Linked DNA regions of Homo sapiens: region 2 is linked to region 1. Evidence: chromatin contacts called from ENCODE Hi-C or POLR2A ChIA-PET data. All regions are on one chromosome and are shown on one strand. The core of a region is the stretch at or near the end of the contact, and the rest is flanking DNA. Distances in the headings are between cores, read along the strand shown.

Evidence for each region. A loop is a pair of places that touch in the nucleus more often than their neighbours do. ChIA-PET counts read pairs that join two places held with the same protein, here RNA polymerase II (POLR2A). Pooled maps may share reads with other maps.
Region 2: a loop to region 1 is called in a map of naive thymus-derived CD4-positive, alpha-beta T cell, with 9 times the contacts of the local background. The contact joins the promoter of SRP54-AS1 here to the promoter of HECTD1 in region 1. A Hi-C loop is called at or near these places in 1 of 168 maps with a recorded cell type or tissue (naive thymus-derived CD4-positive, alpha-beta T cell) and 11 of 50 pooled maps. POLR2A ChIA-PET finds 5 or more read pairs at or near these places in 1 of 52 experiments (T-cell).

Annotation. Positions count from the first base shown.
Region 1 is chr14:31,204,835-31,209,874 of GRCh38, forward strand. HECTD1 (HECT domain E3 ubiquitin protein ligase 1) reads right to left here and starts at 2,959. Exons shown (of 43, transcript NM_015382.4): 1 at 2,182-2,959; 2 at 963-1,123. The coding sequence starts at 1,102. RefSeq lists enhancers at 1,851-2,364, 2,877-3,388, 3,366-3,535, 3,389-3,900 and silencers at 2,006-2,215, 2,336-2,545, 2,846-3,185.
Region 2 is chr14:34,980,823-34,985,521 of GRCh38, forward strand. It overlaps SRP54-AS1 (SRP54 antisense RNA 1), which reads right to left and starts at 1,744. Exons shown (of 5, transcript NR_151701.1): 1 at 1,602-1,744. SRP54 (signal recognition particle 54) reads left to right here and starts at 2,170. Exons shown (of 16, transcript NM_003136.4): 1 at 2,170-2,393. RefSeq lists a silencer at 141-435 and enhancers at 1,321-1,370, 1,489-2,190, 1,581-1,670, 1,851-2,350, 2,381-2,640.

The DNA.
Region 1 (5,040 bases), core at 1,709-4,208:
GAAAGTTATTCAATAATCAAAAATGAAGGTACTTTAAAAATTTTGCCAACTGAGTAATATAAACTTTATTCCCACCTAAAACACATTAGGATAATTATACCAAATTTTTTAGGTCAACATCTCAAACATTTTCTACTAATTACCTTAAAATAGCATTAAAATGAATAAAGAAACATCAGAGTTTTCAATTACTTATTACTGGAGTTCAAAACTGTAAATACAAATGTAAAATAAACAGTAAAAACGAAACACATGTTCAACACTCAGAAGAATGGTTATTCTGACTGGACAAGTTATGACTTATATAAGAGGGAAAAAAATGGCTGTAAGGTCTATCTAGTAAGAATTCTCTTTTATATTTTTGCATATATACTAAGTTATAACCTCCCAATAAAACTGTTTAAACTCCCCAAACTTCAAAATGTTTCTACTACTCCAAATTTTCTACTCTTCTGCTACACGGTTAAGATCCAATTTATACCTTCCCAAACTGAAATTTACAAACCAATAATCGGCTTTAACAAAAGTACTGTCATATGACAACATCAATGAAGAAATGGGCAGTTCAAAACATATGTTTATTATCATCTCTTATTCCATAAATCAATTTCATGGTACAGAAATAGATACCTTTAAGAAAATAAATATTTGTATTTTCCCCAGTTCATGACATATTTTGAAAATGAACCAACCAAGCTATGGGTTAAAATTAATATTCCTACTAATTCCCATTCATTCAACAAATATGTATTTGTGTCATCGTAATCATCAGTCCTAGAGTTTCTTCACCTACCAATTTTTATTTCTTGGAAAAGTGTAAACACAAAACTCTTCAGGAATATTTTTAAAGATACGTGTTAAAATTCACTAGAGAAATTTCTACACAAACTGAAGTCAGCAAATGGTTGAAAACAGATGTCACTACAGTAACCCAAAGGAACATGATGAAGGAATGTACTTACGTTTCAAAACAACGATCCACGTTGTCAGACATCAAAAGCAGCATGCATAGCTGTTCAAGGGCTATTAGTTGCATGTCCCTTTCATCTCCCTGTCCCATCTGTAGCCATTCCAGCAATGTATCTGGGTCCACATCTGCCATGGTTTTTTAAAAGTCTCTTTGCTTAAATTTGAAAAGTAAAGGGAGAAAAGTCCTTTAAATTCCGGGACTGAACAGCTTGGGCTTAAATTTTTCTTCCTTTACATCTGCTAGAACCAAATTTTCATAGTGTCCTCCTAGCAATTAAAAAAGACTCCTAAGTACGTTTGGACGTAAGAGTGCTTAATGCAGTTTTTCAACTTTCCTTATCCGCCAGGTTTAACGTACAGATATCATACCAAATGAAAACCAGTTTTGCACAAGAGTATATAAGCTGATTAGGTTGCTGCTTAACTAGAAACCAGAGCTGTCTGTGTCAAAGACAGTCAGTCAAGCTTCAGGTCCCACTACTGCTATCACTAAAGTCTATGCCAAAAGGCAAAGAACACCTAACTAAAGGTTCTGTTTTTTCCAGCAAACTTCATCCCCCTCCTTCTCTACCCAAAACTGATCTTCAGATAAGGGTTAGATTCAGTATTTTGAGGAAACTCTAAACACCTTGATCCAATCCCCCTCCAAATTGTTTCTCCTTCAAAATTACCTCCAATTTCACATATTCTGCTGACTTCTCAATTTACTTCTATTTTAAAGATATCCAAATACAAACGACAATTATATACAAGATTTATCTATGAATAAAGAGTTGGTTAGGAATTTTGGCAGTCTTGGCAACTATTCTTAAAAGTTAAAAAAATAAAAAAATTAAAAAAGGAAAGGCTAAAAGTAAATGCAATGGACCAGCAGGTTACGGATCCGAACGAATGTAGGCCAACCTAGGGCCCTCTTTCCCCAGCTTCACAAGATAGGGCAGTTGGTTAAAAAAACAAAAACAAAACCGAGAAGCAACCCCAACAGGTAAGTCATTACAAAAGCGCCCCGTAAGCGCCCTGACTGGAGGACAGCTTTGGGTCCCACGTAACGCAGCCGCAAGTGTGGGAAGCCGGCGGCGGGGCGCGGTGGGCACCCAACGGCGGCGACCAGCGGGGTTGACCCCACACCCGGGGCCCGGCCGAGCCGGGCGCTGAGAGGCGCTGGCCCCCGCGCTGTGGTTCCCCAGCACCAAACCCCGCTAAGTTAACTACCTGTGTCTACGAGGAAGGGAAGTTCTGGAGAAGCAGCAGCAAGCCTTCGTGCCCGAGAGGAGGCCGCCGGGCCAGGCAGGGCGCCGGCTCTCCCGGGAGCTGCGCCCGGAACTCGAAGGCCTGGCAGCGAACCCTTCTCAAGGGCAAAAGGAGCCGGCCTGAGGCTCTGGCGCGGGCAACCGGGCCCCGCCGCCGGCAGGGCCCCGGGAGGGGAACAAAGGGGCCAGCGGGGAAGTCGGCAGCAGCCTGGCCGACCTCACTCGGCGCCGGGGTCTCGCTTTCCGCCACTCGCCGGGCGTCCGGGATCCGCGCCCCCACGCAGGGCCCTTCCGACGGTCCGAGGCGCTCCCGCCTCCCCTTCCCGCAGGCTCTTACTCGGGCTTGTCGTTCCAAACCGCTCCGATCCAGCTCCCAACAGGCCGCCGGCAGAGCCAGGCCCGGCCGCGGCCCTAGAGTTCCCAAGAAGCCGCAGGCCGCGCAGGTCGAACCGGGCAGGCGGCACAGGAAAAGCCGCGCCTCGTCCCTCCCCTTCCTCCGCGAGGACCTGGTGACAGGGAAGCGAGAGGTTCTCGCGTGCGGCAGCAGCCAGCGGACGTCCAGTCCCCAGCACGCGGCTCCTCAGGCCCTGCAACTCAGAGGCCCGCGCGGTGCTGCGGGCGACGGCGGCGGCGGCGCGGCGGGGAGGCCCAGTCCATCGCGAACCGGGAGGGGGAGGGGAGGAGGGTCGAGGGAGAGCCAGGCGGGGAAGCTGCCGAGGGCAGCCGAGCCCGGCGGAGGCGGAGCAAATCCACTCCCCCGGCGGCGACCCCGCCGGCGGCCACCTGGGGCGCTGCGGGACGGCCGACCGCCGCGCAGGGGCGCCAAACCGGGTACGCCGCGTCGCCGTCCCTGCCCCGGAGCTCTCGCCCCCGCCGCCTCGGGCTGTGTCGTACGTTTCTGCCGCGGCTTTTCTATGGTGCGCCCTGGCCCCCTTTTCGCTTCCCTGTCAGTCCGAGCGCGCTCATGCACGCACGTCCAGCTTGCTTGGCGCCGTGGCTAACACTTTGCGCGCTCCTGCGGAGGGCGTCGCACGGCACAGCACAGCAAAGCTGCGGCCCAACCTGTCCCCGCTGAGCCTTCCGCCCAGGCCACCCGCACTCAGCCACGATCTTCCCTCCTCGCGCACGGAAGTGCGTCGCGTAAGGAAGGCGTCTCCCCCCGCTCCTGGGAGGCCGACCGCCTGGCGGTTCACCCCAAAGAAAACCCTTCAGAGCAACCCTGGGAAAGAGGTGCTGCCGACGATTATCAACGTTGTACAGATGAGACACTGAGGCTCCAGGAAAGCGCAAATGCAGGCCCAGCGCCGTGCCCGGTCGGCAGCAGCACTGAGAGTGCACTTTTGACTACGTTTCTTGTGGCTTGTGGTCACAAGTATGTCTGTGGTTATTCTTTTCAAACTTTATTTCACACGCATTCAGAATAAAGGATGCATGCTTATAGGACGTAGTTGGAGCCCGGAGACGTCCTACTGTACTCTCACTTTCAGCTTTTAAACAAAAAGAAAAATTAATACGACATGATAGTGTTTGAGACATGGTCCCTCAGGCAACCAGAGGAGCTGCTAGGTATGAGTAAAGAACAGAATTTGGGTCCGCTGCGTTTCCTGTAATCCCAGCACTTTATGATTTTACTCTCTTGAGGCCCGGAGTTCGAGACCAGCCTGAGCAACATAGACCTGGTCTCTGCAAAAAAATTAAAATTTAAAAAATAATTACCCAGATGCGGTGACGCACACCTATGGTCCCAGCTACTGGAGCGGTTGAGATGGGATGATCCCTCGAGCCCAAGAAATTGAGGCTGCAGTGAGCTTTGATAATGCCACCTCACTCCAGCCTGGGCGACTAAGCAAATTTGTCATTTCCAAAATACTGGTTCTTTTTTTTCTTTCTTTTTTACTACTTCTTTAGAAAAAGAACCAGTATTTTGGAAATGACAAATTTGTACTTCAGATAGCTATCCGCGCATGTCCCGTTGTCGCAGGTAATGGTCCGTTTAGGTATCCTGTTAACGAAACAAGAGGAAAAAGAGGATTCAACTATTTTGTCCCAAGTACAACACATGAGGATAATTATTTAGATGTCATGAGTGTGAATTGGAGCTGCCAGGAAACTTCAAGAAGGAAGTGGCATTCCCTCTGGACCTTGAAGAATGGGTACAATGTAGACACTGAAAGGAAAGGGAAGAACATAAAGCCTGATATGTTCCTAGACATAGGAAAGGTCACCTGTGCCCCCAGCAAAGAACCAACAGTAAGCAACAGAGAGAGAAATTTGGAGCTAAAGTGGGGAAGGCCTTGAATGAGGAATGCAGAAATTAGGCTGAGCTAAGTAGCAAGTTCTGGACTACAACACTGGAAAAACTAGTCTTAAGAAGACTAATTATGGAAAGTGTCTAGAACGACTAAAAGGATCTATCTAGACGAGACTAGCTGGAGGTTGTCGAAATGCTGCAATAATGGAGGAAAGAAAAGTCTAGTTATTGGCAATATGAATGGGGAAGAAATCTAAAAATAATTTTTGAAAGAAGATATATCAGAATTTAAATGATTAACTTAAAAATTTCCGTCCAGGCTCCATGGCTCACACCCGTAATCCCAGCACTTTGGGAGGCAGAGGCAGGGGGATCACTTGAGCCCAGGAGTAGGAGACCAGCCTAGGCAACATAGGGAGACCCTGTCTCTACAAATAATTTTTAAAATTAGCTGGGTGTGGTGGTGCACACCTGTAGTCCCAGCTACTCAGGAGTCAAAGGCAGGAGGATCACCTGAGCCCTCGAGGTCGAAGCTGCAGTGAGCCATGATCATGCCACTGCACTACAGCC
Region 2 (4,699 bases), core at 494-2,993, 3.8 Mb after region 1:
ACAATGACATTTCAAGTCATGAGCTTGGATAAAAATAACCATGGAAATCACCATTCAGCAAAATACAGGCATAGTGGCCAGGCGTGGTGGCTCACGCCTGCAATCCCAGCACTCTGGGAGGCCCAGGCAGGAAGATCACCTGAGGTCAGCAGTTTGGGACCAGCCTGGGAAACATGGTGAAACTCCGTCTCTACTACAAATACAAAAATGAGCCGGGCGTGGTGGCGGACGCCTGTAATCCCAGCCACTCAAAATCGCTCGAATCAGGGAGGTGGAGGTTGCAGTGAGCTGGATGGCGCCACTGCAGCCCCGCCTGGGCAACAAGAGTGAAACTCTGTCTCAAAAAATAAATACACACACATACACACACACACACACACACACACACACACACACACACACACTCTCGCATACAGGCATAGGATAGTTTGCTATAGTTAACAAACATAAGAATATCCTATTTTCTTGAGCTTTCATCAGGCTTTACTTTGCCAGAATACATCTATCCCATTTTTCAGTAACTAGATCTAGCTACCACATTTCCTCAGTTTTAACGTGTGTGTTTAAAGAGACAGGGTCTTGCGTCGCTCAGGCTGGAGTGAAGCAGCGGGATCAAAGCTCACTGCAGCCTTTTTCTGTCTATAAATCTTCAACACTTGGCTGCGCTGCAATCTCTCTGAGCCTGCCCGATTCGTGAATCATTCTTTGCTCAAAATGTTAAATTTAACTTGGCTAAGGTTTTTCGTTTAACACTTCCTACTAACGCTACAGCCTAAAACCTCTCCTGCAAAATGCTTTTTCAGGTGGCAACGTACCAATTCTAACAAGTTTGTGGGAGTAATGGGGAGGAGGGCTAACCCTCTATTTTCTTTCAGAAAAAGGGTTAGGCACAAGGAGCTCTAAAGGCTTGTCCGAAGTCTGCTGAAAACTCACAAACCACTCAGAACCAGGTTTCCCACACCCAATTAATTCCAAGTGGTACTGTATCCGATTACCCCCATTTTCCAAGAGATAGTTTATTTTTTCCCCTCTTTTCCCCTCCCCACTACACTTTCCACTTAGCCCTTTTTGAACTGCAAAATAACCTCTCAACTCCCCTCACCAGACCATTCTCTACAGAGCAAATTCATCTACGAGATCCAAGACGCAACTCCCACCGCCAGGCGGTCGCCTCAGAAGGGTAAGCAGAAAGCATGCCCACTTGGCCACTTTTACAACTTATTTCTGCTCAGAAATGCACCAACTCAACTACCCGGTAGATAAGGCACCAGCTAGCAGAGACCTCTTGCTCATTTCCTCTTGTACCTTATAAAATGCCCGCTTTTTTGCTCCAAAGACGAAGCGGGCTGGCTTCAGAAATAAAATCCCTCTTCTTGTATACTAGGGCTCGCTCTTGTTAATTGGTGTCTACGTGTGGCGAGCAACTAACTCTCTTTTCCGTTAGAGCACTCAAAGCCCTGGTCAATCTACCCCCCAAGACAGCAGAGACCAGCACAACGATCCCAAGGAAGGCTGTTGGCTTCACCCCGCTTAAGTCCTCAAAGTCAGCGCCTGCAGCATATCCTTGCCCCCACCACCTGCCTCTAGCTCTGGTCACTTACACTTACGGTTAGTTCGCATCCACTGTAACAGCGCCTGGCGGTCGGCAGGAGCCACAGTGCGAAGCGGCCGCAGCATCACTGCCTGCCTCGCAGTGGGAAATTTTACCTTGCTGGAGCAAGCCGCGCAGGCACTGGCTGGCATTGCGCATGCGCAAGCAGAGACCGCCCCACCCTCCGCGGAACAAGCCTCCGGTCTGCAAAGCCCTAAGCCCCGCCCCTCTACGGAGGTCTCACGTGCGCCTGGGGATCCCTGCCTTCAGTCACACCTCTATCTCTCATCTTTCCGCTCTTAGCTGGGAGTGCTCCGCCTAGTCACTTTTCTTAAGGTGGCTCGTCGAGGCCTGACTTCTTCCCCGAAATCACGTCCCTAGACAGCCTCCTATTTTACCACTAACTTTACTCCTGCAGTTATTCAGCGGTAGGAAACTGAAACCAAAAACCAGTGTAAGCAAGTAAACATCTAAACTGTTTCAGGAGCCGCGTAGAAGGAACGCGGCGGTGTGCCCCGGAAGCGGAAGTAGATTCTCCTATAGAAAGGCTGGACTACGCGGAGTGGTGACGTTTCCTCATTGGGCGGAAGGTTCGCTGGCACTCCGTTGGTCTTCCAGCTGGTGGGAGTTGACGACGTGGTGCTGGGCGTTGGGACCCTACTTTATCTAGTTCGGGAAGTTGGGTTGTGGGGTCATACCTGTCTGTCTGCTCCCAGCTTTCTTGGGTTTCTTCCGACGGCGTGGGGCCTCGCTAAGGAATTCCCGGCCCCTCAGGGCCACGGCTTTAGCGGTGTCTTTTGCGGTAAGTGTCTGCTTTTTCCCGCCCCAGACTACGGAGGGGGAGCGAGGGGCAGCCCCAGCGCTGCTCAGGAGGCGAGAGACTCCGGGGGAAGTCGGCCTCCGTGGCCACCGGCCATCGTTACCGAGACTGAGTTTCTGTGGCTCTTTATCTCGTCTTCCATGAGAAGTTTTATTAAAGATGCGCTGTGCCCCTTTTGAGTTGTCTTCCGATTTACCTGAGCCAAATAAGATGTAGGCAGTTGCAGGCCTGAGTCTTCGTTTTGCTTTCCTGAGCAAGAATTTAGATGAAGCTACTTCCCCGAAAATCCTTTTACTTGTACGAGACTTTTATTTTTCCTATGTGTTTGTAGTGCTTAACACAATGTCCTGCGTGTAGTAGACGTTCAATAAACGAATATGGAATATCAGTTGAATGCCAATGATGATTTAAGATAGACTGATAGCTCTCTCTGTACCATTTGACGCTGCTGACCATCCATTTCTTGAAACTTTCCCCTGCTGCCTTTCTTCATGCTATCCTCACCTGATTCTTTCACATGCTTAATTTAACAAAATATATACTTGTTCTTGGCTACAAGGATACAGAAATGAATAACACTAACTCTGCCATTGAGAAGCTAACGCACATAAATACACATTATATCAAGATGGGTAATGAGAAACACTAGTTGCATATAAAGAGCTGTAGAAAGCTGTGGGAGAGCTAAAGTGCTCCTTAGGTGCTTTGTGACCCTGAGCCAGTTTCTATTCCAATCTAGCCTCAATTTCCTCATCTACTTAATAGGCTTGTTTTGAGGAAGAAAGGAGATTAGGTAAGAGGTTTGGTTTGGTTTAGTGCCTAGAATACAGCAATCGTGGTGCCAAAGGGGAGGGAAATATTTCCCTCAAATCGCTTTTTCTCAGTTTTTTGATATGGCCAACTGGTATTTTCTACCTTAATATAGAGTACTATGCAAAAGCATCTTCAAGTCTTCCTTCCAGATTACTCCTCTGTCCCCATCTATTTGGAAATTCTGGACCTGCCACAGGATTACAGTAAGATAACCATAAATGTAGCTTTTTAAAAATTGATTTTCTCCTATGTGCCATGGAGAAAGGGAAAGGGAATTAGTAAAAGCTCCTATCTCTTTGGTTATTTTCAGTCTTGGTTAACGCCGTCCTTTTAGTTGGCCCTCAGTCATTGCTATAACCCAAATGGTCTTCCACAGGCTCTCCTCGAGGCTTCTCGCTTGCTTCCATGGCATTGTCCCTATATGCCAACCATGTCCAAACCTTATTCTTTTCATTTCCAAACCTTGTTCTTTTCCAAACCTTATTTGCTCTGTCGCCCAGACTGGAGTACCGAGGCACCATCTCGGCTCACTGCAACCTCCGCCTCCCAGGTTCAAGCAATTCTCCTGCCTCAGCCTTCCGAGTAGCTGGGATTACAGGTGCCTGCCACCACGCCCAGCTAATTTTTGTGTTTTTAGTAGAGATGGGGTTCCACCATGTTGGCCAGGTTGGTCTTGAACTCCTGACCTGAAGTGATCCGCCTGCTTCGGCCTCCCAAAGTGCTGGGATTACAGGTGTGAGCCACCATGCCCTGCCTAAACCTTATTCTTTAGCCTCCATCTCATGAGTTGATAGTTCTGTACTTTCCCCTAAAACTTGCAAACTCATTAGGTCCAAAACCAAATGCACTGTCTTCACCTTCCTTTTTTTTTTTTTTTTCACTATGACATATGTCATGCATACGAAAGTGTATAAAAGCAGTGATTGTCAGTGCGTTTTTGAGTTTTGACCTCTGGTTGAATTTTGTGATACAAGTAGGTTAAATTTTTAAAAGGATTATAAGGGCTGTGAGCAATGGCTCACGCCTGTAATCCCAATACTTTGGGAGGCTGAGGCTGGCAGATTGCTTTAGCTCAAGAGTTCGAGACCAGCTTGGGTAACATGGCGAAACTCCCTGTCTCAACAAAAGAGACAAAAATTAGCCAGGCTTAGTGGCGCCGCCTGTAGTCCCAGCTAGTTGGAGGGATAATGAAATGAACATCTATGTACACATCCTTCATAAAAAGTGAAACATTAAAAATAATACATTAAGTCCCTTTGACCTCTTCTCTATTAACTCCTCTGACTTTCAAACCACCTTCCCTTTTTGCCTTCCATTCATTGGTTAATGGCATCACTAGCCATCTGGTTATAAAAACTAGAGATATTGGAATCATTTTTGCCTCTTTTTTCCTTCACTTGCCATAACCATTTGGTCATTAGATTCTGCTTCATGAATTAGCCCTTAACCCTAGTTTCTTTTTCTCTAGTTCAAGG